Regions from separate parts of the Homo sapiens genome. Here region 1 is linked to region 2. Evidence: read pairs that join two places in POLR2A ChIA-PET (ENCODE). Cell type or tissue: Panc1. All regions are shown on one strand. Each heading gives the region's core, and the rest is flanking DNA. Links, peaks and the distances in the headings are about the cores only. Region 1 holds the start of LOC105369389 (a long non-coding RNA gene). Region 2 overlaps ARRB1 (arrestin beta 1).

Evidence for each region. Peaks named below come from ENCODE experiments on the same cell type or tissue, not always from the same donor. Only the 100,000 strongest peaks of a DNase experiment are listed, where the experiment ranks them.
Region 1: POLR2A ChIA-PET joins it to region 2 with 5 read pairs; 3 of 35 experiments call an interaction of 5 or more read pairs at or near these places.

The regions. Positions count from the first base shown.
Region 1 is chr11:75,508,871-75,514,237 of GRCh38, reverse strand. The region is part of intron 1 of GDPD5 (glycerophosphodiester phosphodiesterase domain containing 5); the gene reads left to right. LOC105369389 (a long non-coding RNA gene) reads right to left here and starts at 2,124. Exons shown (of 6, transcript XR_007062784.1): 1 at 2,044-2,124; 2 at 155-292. In Panc1, for the core only: no CTCF peak of the experiment used is centred there; no DNase peak of the experiment used is centred there.
Region 2 is chr11:75,261,364-75,266,730 of GRCh38, reverse strand. It overlaps ARRB1 (arrestin beta 1), which reads left to right. Exons shown (of 16, transcript NM_004041.5): 16 at 457-5,367. The coding sequence ends at 568. Among named protein-coding and RNA genes, the nearest start is that of TPBGL, 23 kb to the right of the region's middle. RefSeq lists enhancers at 47-546, 547-1,048, 3,083-4,014, 4,373-4,872 and a silencer at 637-726. In Panc1, for the core only: no CTCF peak of the experiment used is centred there; a DNase peak (open chromatin) is centred at 2,613; H3K27ac peaks cover 1,517 bases.

The sequences.
Region 1 (5,367 bases), core at 263-5,262, 250 kb before region 2:
AGTGGTAGCAGCTGAGTCCATCTCTCAGACCAGGACTGCCAAGGGCAGGCCGAGAATTCAAGGTTAGATGGGTGATTCCTGGTAGGTAGGGTTTTGCCTCCCTCCTCAAAACAGAGCCTGGTGCTCCCCTTCCTACCCACTCAGCTGAACTCACCCAGCTCAAGGGCAGTCATGTTTGAGTCTCTCCTTGGAGTGGCTCCTTTCCCACATGAGATCCGCTTTCATCCCTCATTTTGCAGGTGAGAAACCTCGGGCTCAGGCAGGTGAGGTGACTGGCTTGAGGTCCCACAGCCTGTCGGTGGGAAGTGGTGAGGGTCCCTGCGGCAGCTCCCATGGCACCTGGGCCAGGCCGTGCCCTCTAGGTCCTCAGCAGGAGTGGAGCACAGGAGAGTCAGGAGGCTACTAGCCAGGTGGTCTCCTGGTCTAGGAGGAGGCCCTATGGGTGCCAGGGGAACCCTGCTCTGTGGGCCTTGAGGGGTCATCTGGGGCTCCTGGGATTGCTGGGTCCCTTTCCCTGGGAGGAAGTTAGCCGAGGAATGCCAGAGGTTGAGAGCGAGGAACCCAGGAGTTCTAGGCTGTGACTAGTTCTGAGTGCCCCTGTAAACTTCAGTGTTTAGTTTCACGGAGAGTCAAGACTGACTTTTTGTTGACTTTGGACACATGACAGTTTAACTTTACGAAGCGCTCTGATATCTGTGATGTCATTGCATCCTCACAGCAGTCTGTGAGGAGGAAGTGTGGGACTTGTTTGGGAGGGCAGGAGAGTGTGGGCTCTGGAATCAGACACACCGGAGCTTACACCCTGACTCCCACCGGCTCTCTGACCTCAGGCAAGTTGGTAACCAGCCAAGTCTCAGTTTGCTCATCTGTGAAAGGGACAATTTACTCCACAACAAATTGTTAGCAACACCTGCCTTGCTGGCTGTGTGCCTTAAGAGAACATCTGTAACTGCTGGGTCAGTGTCTGGTGCCATGTAATAGTTTTCATGATTTTTATCAGACCCACTTTATAGAAGGGAAGATGGAGGCTGAGAGAAGGAAGGTGACTTGTCTGAGGTCATGTAATGATTTAAATTGGTCCTCCAGACTTCTTGTCTGTGAATTTTTTCTATAAAACCTCCCTCTCCATCCTCAAGTGACCCGATACCTCATTTATCCAGAACCCTCCACGTGTGATGCTGTCTAGACGTGGCATTGTGTCCCCAGTGCCCAACAGCACTTGCCTGGTACACAGTATGTCCTGTGCATAGATGTGTTGATGAATTCATATAAACTGTAAGAAACATTTTTCCAGAAGAAGCAGCTAAGGCCTGTGTCTTGCCCTAAAGACTTCTTTCTTTCTTTCTTTTTTGAGACAGAGTTTCGCTCTTGTTGCCCAGGCTGCAACCTCTGCCTCCCAGGTTCAAGTGATTCTCCTGCCTCGGCCTCCCACATAGCTGGGATTACAGGTGCCCGCCACCACGCCCAGCTAATTTTGTATTTTTAGTAGAGACAGGGTTTCATCATGTTGGTCAGTCTGGTCTGGAACTCCTGACCTCAGGTGATCCACCTGCCTCGGCCTCCCAAAGTGCTGGGATTACAGGAGTGAGCCACCACACCCAGCTCTAAAGACTTCTTTCTGCTCTCTATCCCATTAAAAACAACTCTAACAGTTTTGGTTGGAAACCTTTGCAAAAGAGATTGATCACTTTCTTCCTCTGAACAATGGCAACATGGACGGGTTGAGGGACAGGCCTTAGGAACCCCGCCTGCCTTGCTGAGAATGCCGACGCGGCTTGACCCCTGTGCCAGATGACCCTGGGCTGCTGCATGTGTTCAACTCTGGTTTCTGGCTCTTCCCACCCTGTCGGTTCCTTTATTCTGCTGCCCACAGACTTGCCTCCAGAGCGCTGCATCTCTTTCCTCTCCCCTCGTGTGTGTGTGTGTGTGTGTGTGTGTGTGTGTGTGTGTGTGTGTCCTTCCCAATTTCATGCTTCTACCAGTTAGGGACTAAGAAATGGAACAATTGACCTTACTAGAATTGGTTCGTGTATTCATTCATACCTATTCAACCAGTCAGCCATTGGTGAGCCTGTGTCACACTGGGGATTCTGTCTGTGCATTCTTCCATGCATCCATGTATCCATCCATCCATCTGTCCTGATTGAGGACCTCTGCAGTGGCTTGTGATCAATCAAGACATTACCACACCCTCCTGGCCATGCATGCAGTAAAATAATGATGCACACAGCAAATGCTGGCACAGGACTTGACAGTTTGTAATCTGCCTCTGCTTGCATTACCTCAATCTTCACAACAGCCCTGAGAATAGCATTATCCCCATTTTGCAGATGATGAAAACAAAGCTTAGCAGGATGGGGTCCCCCCGCCCAATGGCCAGCAGTGAGCACAAAGTCACAGTTGGAACTCACTCAGGTCTCTGGCCCACTCTGTTACCTTCTCCCTCCTTTGCGCTACGTTTGGAGGCTGTCTGATGCCATGTTCATTATCTGTCTCTGTCATGAGCTATTGGTGGTGGTGGCTGAGGTTGGACTTTTTGCCTCTGTCAAATGGTCAGTGCAGGGAAGCATGGCCCTGGCTGGGTGGCAGCCACAGACACCCTTCAACCTGCAGACCTTGTCCCGCCTGGACCCAGGCGCACTATCTAGTCCACACTCCCCAAACTGTCCCCTGAGGAGCCCTAGTCCCGTGGCATGGGAATGGATTCAAGGATGCATGAGCATACAGATTTGGGAAACGCTAGGTCACATAAATCCAAACAGGCCTTCTCAGGGTCTTTAATGTATTAATACGAATTAGGGACCCCAATGGGTGGCAGAGTGTGCAGCCAGCCTTTCCTAAGCTTATTTGAACATGCAACTCCTTGGTCAAAGAGCAGGGTCTGGACACACCGTCTTGAGAATGCAGTGAGAAGATCTCATGGGCAAACCCTGACCTTGCTGTTTTGTGCAAGGAAACCCCCAGCCAGAGCTAGTTTCCTGGCCCAGGACTGCATTTTGAGAGAGCATCACAGGGAATACTCTTTAGCCCCAGAAAAGATTCAGTGATAATGGTGGAACTTCAGGCAGCAGGGGCAAGTGGCCGTGGAGATATTTTTATTCTTTCATCCACCAAAAGAACATATCTCAGACATCTACTGTGTGCCAGGAACAGAGCCAGCACTTGGAAATGCCAAGACAATCTAAGTCTCTTCCATTTCATTTTTCCCCCACAGTGCTGCATCTCTTTCCTCCGAGGGTTTTCAAAGAAAGACAAGCCTTAAATACATGCCTTAAAAGGAAGAAGTGATCTGTTAATTGCTCTGGGTCGTTGCTTTGGGTGGGTGACACATTTACTCAATTCAGCGGAGCTGTACCTTCTTAGTCCCAGGTCCTGAGGGGCAGAGAGTGAGGCAATTCCAGGACCCATTACCCTGGGCAGAGTGCACAGATGTTGCAAGGGAGGTCAAGAGCATGGGGAGGCCCGGAGGAGGAGGAGGGGGGAGGGGGAGAAGGGAGCGAGCTTCCTCCTGGGGTCCATCAGTCTCAGCTTGGGGTTGGGGGGCACTTAAGTGAGGCTCTGCGAAGAAGAGATGGGGGAGTGGGGGTGGATGGGCTCCAGGTGGCTGGGAAGGGCATTCTTCCAACAGCTGGAGCAGAGGTGAAAGGAGGCAGCACATGACACTGTGTCATGAGGACCCTGTAAGGAGCCTGTGGATGTGGGAGCAGAGGGAGGAAAAGGAGGTCAGACGGGGCTGGAGAAGTTTCTGGGGCAGATTTTGAGGGTCTGAGCTCCAGCCAAGTGGGTGCTTACCTGATGAGGAGCCTCTTCAGAGCTGGTCACATTCATCCCAGTGTCCCCAGCACCTGGCTGGTGCCCAGTGGGTGTTTGTGGACTGGCTGGACTCTTCCTCTGTAGGCCTCGGGTTCCTCACATTTGTGGTCAGGCGAGGTCACCTGGCACCTCCCTTCCTACTCTGAAGAGCTCTCAGGAGTTCTGGATGCTTGTGCAGGGGAAGGCCTCACCACTCTCCCTGTCTCCTGCCTCAGGGTTCTCTGGGTTGCCCCAGCAGGGCTGGGGCCATGGTGCCCTGAGTGGGGGACAGCCCTCCCGCTGCCAGGGAACTTTGCCCCTCGTGCTTTCTCCCTTCAGCAGTTGGCCCCCTGAGCCCAGAAGGACATTCCTTGGTGTCCCGTGACTGGGAGTGGCAGTGGCATTGAGCGCATGCTGCAGCTTAGCACGGGGAGGGAGCTCTGCTTCCATCTATGTGAAAATGGGCAGCCAGGTGTGGTAGCTCATGCCTATAATCCCAACACTTTGGGAGGCCGAGGCGGGCAGATCACTTGAGGTCAGGAGTTCGAGACCAGCCTGGCCAACATGGTGAAACCCTGTCTCTACTAAAAATACAAAAATTAGCCGGGCTTGGTGGTGCGTGCCTGTAATCCCAGCTCCTCGGGAGGCTGAGGCAGGAGAATCGCTGGAACCCAGGAGGCGGAGATTGCAGTGAGCTGAGATCGTGCCACTGCACTCCAGCCTGGGCAACAGAGCAAGACTCCATCTCAAAAAAGAAAAAGAAAATGGGCAAGTGACTCAGCCTCTGAGCCTCCGCCTTCTTGTCTGTTAATAGTAACTTCCACACTGGACTTTTATGAAGGTTCAACGAGATAAAGTTTGAACATGGATTATAAACTGACTTACTCCACAAACAAGTAAACAGTTCTTGGCATTAACAATATTCATTTGTCCAATTTATATTAATCCCCCAAGCCTCTGGGCCACTCACCTCTTTTCAGGAAGTGCTCCCTGGCATCAGCTCACTGTTCTCTGTGCAAGCTGCCCCTGCTGGTACATTTTATCCAGGCCAGAGCAATAGGAGCCTCTGAATTATGTACAAGTCGCACACACAGGCCAGAACTGTGTGTCTGCAGCCCTGTCTGTGTTTGAACAGAAAGAAAGATGGTGCTGTCCTTCCTATCTGCTGGGCCCAGGGACCAGATACCGCCCCTTCCCTGGCTGCAACCCAGGGGTCTCGGCCTCTGAGGAAGGCTGGGAGCACATGTCAAGAACACCCCCCACACCCAACTTGTCTGTCCTGTTTACAGTCTGGGTCTAACATGACCTGCCCACATACAGGAGCCTCTCTGTGTCCTGCATCCCTGGGTGGCTGGTGGGCATAGGGCTTGAGGGGCAGAAAAAGACAGTCACTCCACATCCCTTCCACTTCCCTGTTCATGCCAGGAGCTGTCAGTCGGGATGACCAAGATCTTCAATGTGGACACTGCTTTATTTCAGCAGGGCCTCAGGTACCCCCTCTGGGAGGCCTGCAGCCTGTCACAGCATGCTGAGCCAAAGCCACCTGCCCAGGGTAGGTGCTGGAGGGACAAGGCT
Region 2 (5,367 bases), core at 104-5,103:
TCCTAAGGGTAGTTTTCTGGGTGGTGGGGTGGGGTTTGCCGGGCCTATTCTTGGGGGATTCAGAACATGCTGTGAAACTACTGGTGGCCTGGCCTCTCACAGTGGGAATAAGTCCTTCCTCTGGCTACAGAGCCACACTGCTCCCCCCACCTCCTAAAGAACCAGGTTACTTTTCTAGCCCTCAGGCACAAGAGTCAAATTCATGCCCCTCTCTGCCCCTTTCATGACTGGCCCGAGTCCTGATGTGACTGTCCCCACTGCCACAGGTGGCATCCACATGTGCCAGCCAGACAGGCCTTTCTGCTCATGGTCAGCCCCAGAGGCCAGAGACCTCAGAGAGGGTGGTTCTCCCCGGCCCCAGAGCCATACTCTGAGTCACATCTGGCCGGGCCTCTGGATAAGCCTACTCTCCCTGCCCCTGCAAACACACCACATTTTCCTTGTCTCTCCCACCAGTGATGACGACATTGTATTTGAGGACTTTGCTCGCCAGAGACTGAAAGGCATGAAGGATGACAAGGAGGAAGAGGAGGATGGTACCGGCTCTCCACAGCTCAACAACAGATAGACGGGCCGGCCCTGCCTCCACGTGGCTCCGGCTCCACTCTCGTGCACTCGGATGCTTACTCGTCTTCTTCCTGTTCTGGTTTCTTTTCCCCTTTGTTCTTCCAGTTTCTACCAGGGGGCCCCGTGGGCTTCCAGATCACGGTGATGAACCTCTGGCCTCAGGATTGGCCCCACATCACCACGCCAACAGGACCACAGCGCACTGGCTCCACCCCATCTCTGCCATCTCCACTCCCCTCCTTTTCATGCTGTCTCCCAGAAAAGCTGCCAGGGCTCTGGCCTTGGAATTGGACTTGAGATGGGGAGCAGACAGGGGAGGATGGGGAATGTGGGACACGGTGTGGTGGGCATGAGGGCTTGGAGGGGTGGGGATGAGGGCTCAAGACACGAGAGAAGATGTCCACGGTCCCAGGTGGTTAACAAAGTTCTGGCAGCTAAAAGATGACCGCGTTGAAGGCCACCTCCTTCTGGCTGGGAGGGGCAGAACTGTGGACAGATTCTCAATGCCTTTTTGAAGTTCTGACCCACCAAAGACCTTCTGCCTTCACCCTCCTCCCCACCTGATGTCCCTCTGTGTCTGATAGTGATGTTGGTGAAAGTTCGTAGACCCCAGGAGTAGAGAAAAGCAACTGGACTGACTTTCTTACCAGCAGTTACCTAGACTGAGGCAAGCTGTGTGGACTCACCCAAGTATATTTCAGTACTGTCAGGCTGTGACATCTTAGCTACCTTGTATTTCAAGTGCATGGCCCTGTCTAGAGATATGCACAGAGAGAAAAGCAGAGGGAGGGAGGGAGGGGGTCTTCAGCAAGCACCAGCCCCCAGCAGAGTGAGCTGAAGCTCCTGAGGAGGGTTCCCGAAGGGGGGCGCTCAGAGATGGGGGCAGGGGGCGGGGAGAGGAGAGTCTGCCTTATGTCCCTTCCTTGTGGACTTCACATGGTCATGCAGGAAGTGAGGATGGGTGTCCAGCGGGGGCCGAGGCCACTAGTATCCTCCTGCTTCCCCCTGCCATTCTCCAGGGCTGGACTGACCCTATGGACTGGGAGAGAGTGCCTGAGGCCACCATGCCACAGTCAAAGGGGGTCCTATCTCAGAAGGTGGCAGCATCCACTGAGATATCCTCACCCGAAGGGAAGGAGGCTGCTGGGTAGCAAATAAGCCCCTTCTTTTCTTGGTGAGTTGATGACCTCCAATAGCTCCCAGTGTCATGGGTACCCAGTACGCATTAGCTGGTGTTGGGTTGATTGAGACCTGGGGCAGTTCCTGGGGCAAGAAGCCAGATGGGAGATGAGATAGAAAGTGTTAGGAGTTATCCTCTTTGCCTGGCCTTTGAGAATAACTTACTGTGTGACTTTGGGCAAGTTCCTTCCCCACTCTGGGCCTCAGTTTCTCACTTGGGAAAGCAAGGAGTTTGACCAGATGATCACAATGGGCCTTCCTAGCTCTGGCCACCAAGAATTTGTGAACATTAGAGCTCCTGGTCTGGTGGGTAGAGCCAGAGCTGCTGACTGGTCTCTCTGCCTCCAGAGGGGATTTATTGGACCTCAGAGGTGGCAGGGCCCTATGGAGCACCAACTGCCCTCAACCCCACCCTGTGCCCAAGACTGGGAAGGGATTGATGTCAGGCTGTGGCCATAGGTAGCATGAGTTGCCCAAGGAGGGACAGAGCATATCTTTGCTGAGGCTTGGCTGAGGGGCTTATGATAGGGCTTGCAGTACCTCACAGCCCCCTGTGGGCACAGACACCCTGAGGTTTACCCAGGCAAATATATTGATTAGCAGGACAAGGGCTCTCTCCTCAGTTTCTGCTCCCTTCCATCTCTCTCCCATACTTGTCTGAAAAGGGAGACAAAAAATCTTATACAAGTGGCATCTCAATCCTTTCCAGTCCAGCACCTCCTGGGGCAGGCAGTGTGACTTATTTCCTGTGGTGAAATCACCTGTTTCACAAGCCTGGCAGCGCGACTTCTGAGTCTCATGACCACTCAACCCAAGGGACCCCTCCCCAGACCAGAACCAAGTCAGCTGGGGGCTGTCGTACTACCCTGTCCAGTCTTGAGGGCCTAGTTGCAGGTCCCCCAGGCATCCAGCCCCTCCTAGAGCTTGCTGGGCAGGCTGCACCTCATCTGGGCAGGCGCAGAGCTGATGAAATGCTGGAGCAATGCATGGCAAACATATGCCCTCCAGTGTCTTCTGAAACCTTTGGGGCTGACACAAGATCCTTTAGTGTTTGGGATGACCTCTTTCCTGCAGACTTCTTCCCCTATCCCTAACTCATGCATGGAAAACGTTTGTCAGGCTGGTTTCCCGAGCCTCCTGCACCTCAACATCACGCTCACCCTTTTGGGTTTAGCCCAGTGTTATTTAGCAAATTTCTCCAGCTGCAGGGAAGGATCAGAGCACTATCTTTTTTTTTTTTTTTTCTCCTGGAGCCAGGACTGCACAAGGCAATGGCCAAATTTAGTTGAATTCAGCCTACCATCCTTTGCTGATGACTCAGCTCTATGCCAAGTACTGGAGCCACAGAGATGGGTCAGTCCCAGCCCCTGTCCTCAGGAAGCCCATGGTCAGGGAAACGTTGTAGGGATAAGTAATAGAGGGCAGTTGCCTTCAGGGCTCCTGGTGGCTGCTGGTCCCTATGGTGCCTTGATGTGAATTAGAAGACGGTGCCCTTTCCAGGTGGATTCAGACCTACACTAGAACGCACAGCTTTGGGAGTGACACACAGGTTGGATTTTAGCACCCCTTGCCCCTTGGCCAGAGGTGCCCTGCTGCACGGCCATACGCTGCAGCCTCGAGGGACACACAGGCCAAAGTGTTTCCTTCAGCCTCTTCCTGGAGAGGAAGCCGCAGGTCATGTTTCCAAGCTTCTGGTCAACTCCAGGCACCACCTCCCAGCCCCCAAACATGGCCGAGCCAGTGCTTCTCTGCAGGGCCCCTTTCCTTTCTGGAGTCAGCCTGCCCAGGTGATACCTTGAAGTGAAACTAGGGGTGGGGGAGCCTCACTAGGCCCCAGGCACCATCCCACAGTACTGGCGGTTTCTCTGCCAAGTGTTTGGGGCCTGCACTGGCCAAGCCATCCGTCACTGGGACTTTGCAGTGTGCCCTGTGGGTGGCGTGTGGACACCGGTCCGGGCAGGAAGGAAAAGCATGCCCCGGTGAAAACCCACCGAGCAGAGAGCCAGCGGGACCTCCTCAGCATTCCACCCAGGGGAAGAGTTCAGTCCCCATGAAGATAAGGACTGAGTTATTTGGCTGCACCTCTCCTCAGCCTCAAAGCTCAGACCTGCTAGAGTGGGTTCACCTGGCTGTTGGTTCTGTGGGAGAGTTCCTGACAAGCTGGTTCCTACATGGTGCAGTGAAAGGAACTCTGTCCTGGAAGTCCCCAATGCCGCCTCTCAGTCCTGCCTGTCACCAACCACCTGGGGGGCTTGGGCAAGCTACTCAACCTCTGGGGCTCAATTTCCCTAACTGTAAAATGGGATTGTAATCCCTTCCCTGCCTGACGCAGGAATTGTTATGAGGCCCAGATGAGATGAAAGTCAGCGGTCAGGGCTCTGTAAGTTGAAAATGGCTGGATGTGTGTGGCCCTGCCACTGCAGGGATGGCCCAAGGTCACACAGAAAGTTTGCTGCAGGAGGAGCCCTCCCCACCAGTCTTCATCGCTTGCCCTGCTTCTCACTTAGGCAGATGTCAACCAGAATGAGATACAGCCAATTTGGCTTTGATGACCCAGCTGAGAGGGAAATTTAGATACAATTCAGGAATATCATGCCCAAAAATAGTGGTCCCAGCAACCAGGACACAGAGGGAAGACCTGGATATTGTCAGTGATTGGTGGAGGGGGACATCTTGGACCCTCCTAGGCCTGGTGTCACATCTCCCATCTCTCAGACCCCACAGAGGCCAAGGGGCCTTGGCTCTGACCCAGGTTAAAGAGAGCCACCAGCCCCCAGGCTCAGGGAGCTGAAACCACCCATCCGCAGAAATCTAAGGGCAAGGAGAAATAGAAATTGTCTGTTCCTTCCCTTCAAAGTGTAAGGCCTCTTCCAGGAGCAACTGGAGCCACCACAGCTTCTCAGTGACATTGGGAGGGCTTCGGGCCCAGGAAAAACCCAAGCCTTTTGTCCTGAGAGCCGAGCCACAGCGGATGCAGTGGCGTCAGCATCCCAGAGCGGCAGCTTCTCTCCTGCCTGTCACTGGGGACTGGTTGCTCTCCACCCATCCAGGAGGAAGGGGTTAGGTCCCAGTCTTACACTCTTATAGGGTCTCATGGACATAGGCCTATGCCTGTTCTGATATCTATAATTTTTTAAACTCAAAAGGACCAAAACACTCCTGAACCCTCATCTATACGGCCTGCACTGGGCTTGGTGTTTCCTCCTGGCCCAGGCAGCTCCATCTCTTCTGCCATTCCTCCTGGACGAAAGTGGCAGGACCCCACCTCTACCACTTCCCCACAGGGTCACTGCACAGCGGCTTCAAAGACACGCCCTGTTGAAGGGGAAACATCCTCCCCCCATCACACTCCAACTCGTCACCCCAAAAGGGAAGTCAAAGCACAGGTCCGTGGGGCCTATGGTTTGTAGACACTGACACAGTGGTTTTCAAACCAGGTGCTGCGGAACCCCTGATATTCCACAGAGCTTTGTCAGGGGATGCTAAAGTGGGAAGATGGGAGTGGAGGCAAAGGATAGGTTTCCAGCCCTCCTCCCATTTCCGCCGCCACCAGAATAACTCTGCTTTTATCTGTCTTGCCTACTGAGATTTCATTTTCAAGCTTTCTTTGAAGAAGAACTT